2 separate regions of the Homo sapiens genome follow, and region 1 is linked to region 2. The links are chromatin contacts, found by Hi-C or POLR2A ChIA-PET in ENCODE. All regions are on one chromosome and are shown on one strand. The core of a region is the stretch at or near the end of the contact, and the rest is flanking DNA. Distances in the headings are between cores, read along the strand shown.

Region 1 (4,150 bases), core at 161-2,660, 500 kb before region 2:
TTGGTTGGTACAAAGCACACTACCGGTTCCAGCGTTTGCACAGGGGCACCTGGACACGATGCTCCCGCGGCTAGGGCTGGCTCTCGGCATCCACTAAGTTCAACTGCACCCCTGAATTAAGCAAACACACTAAGGAGGGCAGCCCTGCACCGCCCAAACACGCCGGCCCGGGCCTCGCCCCCAGCGGCAGCACTTCTCAGAACACGTCTTCAACGTCCAGCAAGACGCCCAGGCCTGGCCTGGTAACCTGTCAGGGGTCGGGTGGCGCCGACCCCGCCGGCTGCCCCCAGGCGTCTGCTGGGCCGGGACGCTCCGGCAGCCCAGGACGCGGAGGCACCGAGCCACTTTCCCGCAGGAGAGACTCTATTGTCCACGATCAAATTAACGCTGACGATCTATCTTCCTGGCGGAGCTCGCGGCGCGGCGGGGCGCAGGCGACGCTCGCCCGGCCTTGCAAGACAAGCAGCGCCGCAGTGCTCCCTCGGCGGAGCAGCCGCGTGCCCCGGCCGGCGTGTGTGGACACCCGCACGCACACAGCGCACACCCCCGCCGCGCCGCGGGCGTCCGTGCCTTCCCGAGGCCCCAAGGCGGCCCGGCCCTCACCTTCGATGGCGATGACGTGCTCCCGGATCTGGTTCTGCAGCACCGGCTCCTCCACGCGCTCCAGCAGCTCGTAGATGGAGTAGATGTTGGGGTGGACCGACTCGAAGCGCTGGATCTCGGCCCGGATGGCAGCCGAGTTGGCCAGCTGCTGCTGGTAGTTCATGGTGCAGGCGCCGCGCCCGGAGCCGCGCGCCCCCCGCCGCCGCCGCCCCGCGCCCCGGGGCCCGCGGGCCGCCGAGCCCGGGGCGCCGCAGCCCCCGGGGAGCCGGGCCCGCCGGCGGCGGGCGGAGGAGGCGCGAGAAGAAAGGCGCGGGCGGAGCAGGCGCGGGGCTGGCCCGCGGGCTCAGTTCATGGCCGGGACGCGCGGCCGGCGAGCGAGCGGGCCCCGGCGTCCCGGGTCAGCGGGCCGCCCGGGGGGAGCGCGCCCCCATGGAGCGCGCCGCGGCGGGTGCGGCCGGCCCCGAAGGAGGCTTGCTCGGGTGACTTCCTGAGCCGCAGCCGCCTTCCAGCCCTAGGCGCTGCTCCGCGGAGCAGCCATTAAAGCCCAGGCAGCCGCCGCGCTCCGAGCGCCGGGGCCGAGGGCCGACCCCTGGGCAGTGTGGCCGCGCTGCTCTGGGCTCCTGGCCGTGGCGTGGGTCCGCGCGCTGCGTACTGCGCCGCCCGGCGCGCCGGGGCCCCCGCGCGAGCCCGCCGTGCGCCGCCCGCCGACCTGGGACCGAGTCGCAGGCGCCTTGCAAGCCGCGGAGCCCGCTCCGAGCGCCGCCCGCCGCCTGCCCGGCCGGCCCCCTCCCTGGCACGCAGGGCTCCGGCCCACGTCGGCCCCGCCCCCGCCTTCGCCCTCGCCCGCGCCCGCGCCCGCGCCCCGCCTGCCCGCGCGCTTGCCGCCCTCCGGCCGCCGGCGCTGCGTCCTCCTCGGCGCTTCCCAGCGCGCCGGATCCCGGGGAATTGCGCCAGGCCCCGCCCCGCGCCTGCCTCTGGGCTTCCTGGGACTTGTAGTCCGCGCCCCCGGCGGGCCGGGCCAGGGGGGTGCGCGGGGTGTTCACACTGGGCCGGGGTGCGGGACCCTCCCGCCGGCCAGGCCCCGCGCCTGCCAGCTCCTGCCCGGGTTCTCGCGGCGGCCCCCGCGCCCCGGCACGGGGGAGGCTGCCCGGGAGTTCGCCCGCCGCGTTGTTGTTTGTTTCCAAGCGGCTGGCTCCAGGAGCCTCTGCGACTCGCCAGTGTCCCACGGCCTCGCTTGGTTGGCGAGCCTCCCCTTCCCGCGTTTGGTAACTTTCTGCCTCCTTTCTCAAAGTAGCACACGTGCTTTCCCTTAATACATGCGATTTCTTTCCAAAGGCGAAGCGCCTCCTGAGCCCATGCGGCGTGGGGGTCCACACTCCACGAGTGGACTGAAGTTTAGACAGGGGTGCGAGATGCGACAAAATACCACAGAGGCTTTCGAGGCATCCTTCTCCCTTACAATTTTTAAAAATCGAGCCGTGGATCTCAAGCTGCTGCCTCCTGAGCGCCGCTGCCTGCTCCACGGGGTTCCTTAGCCCCTGGACCGTCTGTCCCACCGCAATCCCCGATTTAGGTCATCCCCGGGGACCCCCCGCGGAGCTGGGACCGCACTGCAGCAGCGCTTGGAAGGCTCGTCTCGCCGCTTTGAGGCAAATGGGACCCTTCAGATTTGCGGAAGCACTGGCTGCCGGGCGGTCCCACAAGGTCCTGGATTGAGGACACTGGCTGAGTCCCTGCCCCCAGCCATCGGCGTGGTCTTTCTGAAACTCAGCCAGCCGGGCCGGCATCCCCGTTTAAAGCCTGCTGAGCCTTCACCGGCTCACATGCAGTTTGCTATGGCCTAAGCACCCTGGTATCCAGCCGTGTTGGCTTACTGGCTGGGCTCCACAACTTCCCAAAGATGTGCTGACATTTTTACCATTCCGGACCTGCTTGTCTTCTCCTTGACACTTAGGCACAGGTCATCACTCCATGCCTCGGGCTGTCCACGCATAAGTAACTCTAGTAACCAAGAGGCAGGCATGTGGCCTCACCAAACCTGACCTATCAGCAGCAGCTGATCACTTGCGCTCCTGGAAACCCCTTCTCCCAGTGCTCACCAGGGCTTCCTGCTGTGTTTCTGGCTTCACTGTCCCTTTTGTGGTTTTCTTCTACTCCCCTAACCTCTAAATATGGAGGGCCCCAGGGCTTATGGTTAGGCCTCTTTTCTTTGCTATTTGCTGTGATCGCCCCTGTCTTATGGCTTTGAATATCATACACAGGTTAATGAAGCTCATATGTATCTCCAGCTGTGACCTCACCCCTGAATAACAAATTCACATCCACCTGCATCCTCAACATTTCCTGAAGCCTAGCTGGTGTTTAAGTCCAGCATGTCGCCAGCTGAACTCCTGCCATCCCTTCCGGCTACATCTCCTAAAAATCTTCTCCATCCCAGTCATCGGCAACTCCAGGCCACCATTTGCTTAGGCGAAAAATTCAGTGCTGTCCTTTTTGCTTATCATTCTCTCATATCCCAAATGGTGTCAGCTCCACCTTCAGAGGATCCAGAATCCCACGACTTCTCACCACTCGGCTGAAGTCAGGATCATCTAGCTGGACCATCACTAGATCTAACAATTGTAATAGCTCACTGCTTCCTACCTGGTGAAACTTACAAAACCTACGTCCGGACTTGTCATGCCTTTTCTCAAAACCCTCCAATGACTCCCATCTGGCCTCGCCCCACAGGCATGAGCTCTTATCAAGAGCTGCTCAGGGGCTGAGCTATTCCCCTACTTGTAAGCTAACAAGTTAGCCTGCCACAATTCATGGATGCTGGCAGAAGACATGAGACTCCCAGATCAGAAACAAAGGACTTTGTTATTCATAATAGTAGCATTAGCTGGAATATCAGCATTTTCATGCACCAGTTTACTGAGACCCAATTCCCACGGGCAACATGAGGCCCAGGTGAAGCCTGTACTTGGAGTCAGCTGCCCTATACGAGTTTTATAAGTTTTTAACCCTTAGCTTAGAGAGCTCAGATCTTTCATACGGGCAGTAAGTGTGTCTGCCCTTCACTCCAGAGGGAGACACTGTTTTTATCATGGACAGTAAGCATGTCTACCCTTGACTGTGGCAGAAAACATTATCTCTGTCTTCCAAGGCTGTTTGCTCTGCAAACATCCTTGAGAATATAGTCCAGAGCAAAGGCGCCTGGTGTCTCTACCTGTGTACCTGTGTTACCCAGCAAGGGCTGCCATAAAAACCTTCCACAGGCCTGGCATGATGCCTCATGCCTATAATCCAACACTTTGGGAGGATTGCTTGAGCCCAGGAGTTCGAGACCAGCCTGGGCAACATGGTGAAACCCCATCTCTACAAAAAATACAACAATTAGCCAGGCACAGTGGTGTGAGCCTCTAGTCCCAGCTACTCCGGAGGCTGTGCAGGGAGGATGGCTTGAGCCCAGGAGGTCAAGGTTGCAGTAAGCTGTGATCATACCACGGCACTCTAGCCTGGAGGACAGAGCAAGACCATCTCAAAAAAAAAAAGGCCGGGCGTG
Region 2 (3,719 bases), core at 740-3,239:
AGTTATGTCACTCTGTCCATCTGAGTAGCTGTTTTAACAATGGTTGACAGTCTCAGCTGATGACAAATCTGCAGAGAGTTGATCCCACCTCAGAGGGTCTGGGAGGGTGAGTGGATAAATGATATGAGGCTCATGGTCCTCACCCTACCACATCCAAACAGGAAGCTATATTCACACACAGAGATGACCACTGTGTCCTAAATCCTCATTCCAGGACAGTCACCAAGACAGCTATTCACCCCATTTCCCAATGGTATAGATGGAATTGCATCCCCCCAAATTTGTATGCATCACCAGTACCTCAGAAAGTGACCTTATTTGGAGACAGAGTGTTCAAGGTGCAATCAAGCTAAAGTGAGATTACCAGGGTGGGCCCCAGTCCAATATGACCCAGTGACTTTATAAAAGGGGGGAGTTTCAACAGACATGCACACAGAGAGGGACAGGTGACAGGATGACTAAGATGGGGGGTGAGGCTTCTACAAGCCAACAGCTACCTGCAAACCCCCAGATGCTAAGGGAGAAAGGGCTGGAACTGATTCTCCCTCAGCCTCAGAAGGAACCAGCCCTGCTGACACTCATCTTGGACTTCCAGCCTCCTGACCTGTAAGACAATCCTTTTCCACTGTGCAAACCACCCAGCAGTTTGTGGTTCATTGACAACAGCCCCGTCAAAGTAATTCTCACGGCTCTGCCCATCTCAGAGGTTGCTGAGGGAGTGACAGATCTGAAAATGCTCCGTGAACTCTTCACCCAACTCAACCTACAGGCTGGCCTGTGCTGACCACACCAAGAGCTGGTCCACGCTGCAGAGCTGAGTCTTTCAGGGCCAGACCCGCATGAGTTCCCAGGGAATATGCAGGAACACACAAAACTAATTTTGTTCCAACAACTTCAGGTATGGGCCCAAAAGTCCAACCCACTTAGTTATGGGACACATTCTTGAAGGGTTGAGGTGAAGCAATGTTAGGCTGGTGTTGAGTAAACTGGAAAACGTGTAAGCCTATTTCTTAGATTTTTTAAGCCTCCACAGTGGACATCAATGGAGCCATCGGCCAGAAGAGCCTCTACAGCCTGCATCCCCGACAGCTGGATGACTGGGGTCGCTCCAGCCTCACCCACCACCATACATCAGAGCCAGTCAGTAGAACCAAACTACAAAGTAGAACTAAATACACGCTGAGTACCATTTATCCAAAATCCCTGGGACGAGAAGTGCTTTGGATTTCAGATTTTGGAACATCTGCACATACACAATGAGATATCTTGCAGATGGGACCCCAGTCTAAACACTAAATTCATTTATGTTTCATCCGTACCTTATACACATAGTCCAAAGGTGATTTTATACAACATTTTACATAATTTTGTTCTGGAGTTTTGACTGCAACCTGTCATGTGAGATTAGGTGAGAAATTTTCCACTTGTGGCATCACGTTGGTGCTGAAAAAGTTTCAGAGTTTGCAGCATTTTGGATTTCAAATTTTTGGATGAGGGGTGTTCACCCTGAAAATTCTTGTCCAACCCAGAGGCAAACTACAGCCCGCGGGCCAAATCCAACCTGGCCACCTATCTTTGTATGGCCCATGAACAAAGAACGTCTTTCTATTTTTAAACAGTTGGGGGGAAAATAAAAAGAGTAATATTTCACGACGTGAAAATGATAAGAAATTTAAGTCGCAGTGTCCTTACCTAAGTTGCACAGAGCCCAGCCCCACCAGTTTATCAATAGCTCTTCTGTGCAACCAAAACAGTGGAGCTGTGACACAGACCTTATGGCCCACAAGGTGGAAAATAGTTACTCTCTGGCTTTTTACAGAGAAAAGTGTGCCAAGCCCTGTTCTCTACCCTTCCTACTTACGCAGTGGGCAAAGGGCCAGGCGGGATGTAGGCTCAGGCCAAACGGAAGTGGGCATTCACCCGGGTACATGGCTGCATGCCAGGAGTGTTTGCCAAGAGACCAGCTAGGGTAGGAGATGGCAAGAGGGAAGGAAAGAAAAGCAGACGTAGGTGTGGTCAGAAAGGGAGACGGGAACGGGCCCAACATCCATTTCAAGGTTTCTTTCTAGAGCTGGCTCCAACCTCAAAAAGAGGGGAGGCATCTCTGGCCCCGCTCTGGCAGCACAGTGACGCCATCCTCCTACAGCTTCGGGTTCGCACAATCAGTCCTCATGCACGGCACGTCCAAGACTACACAGAGACTTCATGGCCTGGCCATGGACCCAACCCCAGGTTTTTCATTCTCTATGAGGGCAGATCATTCCACTCCGAGACAACCAATTTACAGAACTGAGAAAGCGACACTCTGATAGATGGACAAAAGCCTTTCTACTTCATGCTATCAAAATCAACACTATTAAAACTTACACACTGACAACGTATTTGGGCAACAGATGGATGAAGCAGCCAAGTGAGAGGGCCTGAAATCTCACCTGATGGATGTTACATTTTCTTATGCAGAACACAGAACTGCTTCACTTACCCTTCCTGTAATTACATAAAATTTCCAATTTTACAGAGAATGTGATACGGAATGGGATATAACCTTCCTCTCTCCTGTGTTAAACCTAGAATGAATACTAAGCATAAAAATGGAGGAGGGGCGTTGAGACAACCACCCACCCAGCACCCGCAACGGCTTTGTTCACCTGTTCATGCGTCCCCCCTACACACCGTGAGCTCCTCCTGGCACCCGCGCAGCACCGAGTGGCTGCCTTCTCTGAACGCCCTCCCTCCCTGGCAGGGCGGTGGAGGAGGCGGAGGCCCCCTGCCTTTGAGTGTGAAGACGGGAGGACAATGAGACACAGGGCCCACTACACCTGTGTGGCCGGAAGACTACTTTCTCATTCCCCTTTGGGCTCTGCTCCCCTGGCTGGAGCTGGGGTCCTTGTTGTGGAAATTTTACATATTTAATTACTACATAAACTGATGGCCAGGGGTGAGACAAGGGCAGCTCCCTTGGCAATTCAAGTGAAATGTTTCAGAAAGACTCGCTAAAGGTGAATCACTTAAAAACGTGGCTGGCGGGCCGGGTGTGGTGGCTCACGCCTGTAATCCCAGCACTTTGGGAGGCCAAGGTGGGCAGATCATGAGGTCAGGAGATCAAGACTATCCTGGCTAACACGGTGAAACCCTGTCTCTACTAAAAATACAAAAAATTAGCCAGGCGTGGTGGTGGGCGCCCATAGTCCCAGCTACTTGGGAGGCTGAGGCAGGAGAATTGCTTGAACCCGGGAGGCGAAGGATGCAGTGAGGCGGGATTACACCACCGCACTCCAGCCTGGGCGACAGAGTGAGACTCTGACTCAAAGAAAAAAAAATGTGGCTGGCAAGCTAAATGACATTAAACACCTGAGGAAAATGCAGTCAACTCTAGGAGAACTCTGGGCATGGATGGCTTCACCAGTGTCCCTGTGTCATGGCGCCATCTTGGACTGGAAATCAATGATGTCATCATGCATGTGGGTTACACAGGAGACACCATGGCCAAACCCACACTCAGAAAAGACCTGCACCCAACAGAAAGACTGGAAGACCCATGCACACTCGGCTTTTCCTTGTATTTTTAATGATTCTTCTAGACTTTGACTTTTTCAACTCACTGCCCAATCACTTCTGGAGCCTCACAAGATCTAGTTCATCATTCTGGACTCTACTGTGGCTGTGGGGGGTGAAGGTTTTAATCCAAGGTTTCGAAAATCACCACCTAAAAGCAAGCC

Evidence for each region. A loop is a pair of places that touch in the nucleus more often than their neighbours do. ChIA-PET counts read pairs that join two places held with the same protein, here RNA polymerase II (POLR2A). Pooled maps may share reads with other maps.
Region 1: a map of ascending aorta shows a loop between it and region 2 (2.9-fold over the local background). The contact joins the promoter of AGAP1 here to the enhancer-like site in region 2. A Hi-C loop is called at or near these places in 1 of 168 maps with a recorded cell type or tissue (ascending aorta) and 1 of 50 pooled maps. POLR2A ChIA-PET finds 5 or more read pairs at or near these places in 2 of 52 experiments (T-cell and activated T-cell).

Annotation. Positions count from the first base shown.
Region 1 is chr2:235,491,303-235,495,452 of GRCh38, reverse strand. It overlaps AGAP1 (ArfGAP with GTPase domain, ankyrin repeat and PH domain 1), which reads right to left and starts at 1,410. Exons shown (of 18, transcript NM_001037131.3): 1 at 604-1,410. The coding sequence starts at 766. RefSeq lists an enhancer at 1-156.
Region 2 is chr2:234,987,666-234,991,384 of GRCh38, reverse strand. The region is part of intron 1 of SH3BP4 (SH3 domain binding protein 4); the gene reads right to left. Among named protein-coding and RNA genes, the nearest start is that of SH3BP4, 38 kb to the right of the region's middle. RefSeq lists an enhancer at 1-140. Within about 2 kb of position 1,989, at least 21 of the 41 ENCODE cell types and tissues checked have a DNase peak (open chromatin) inside an H3K27ac peak, as active enhancers do; they include ascending aorta, where a contact is called at or near this core.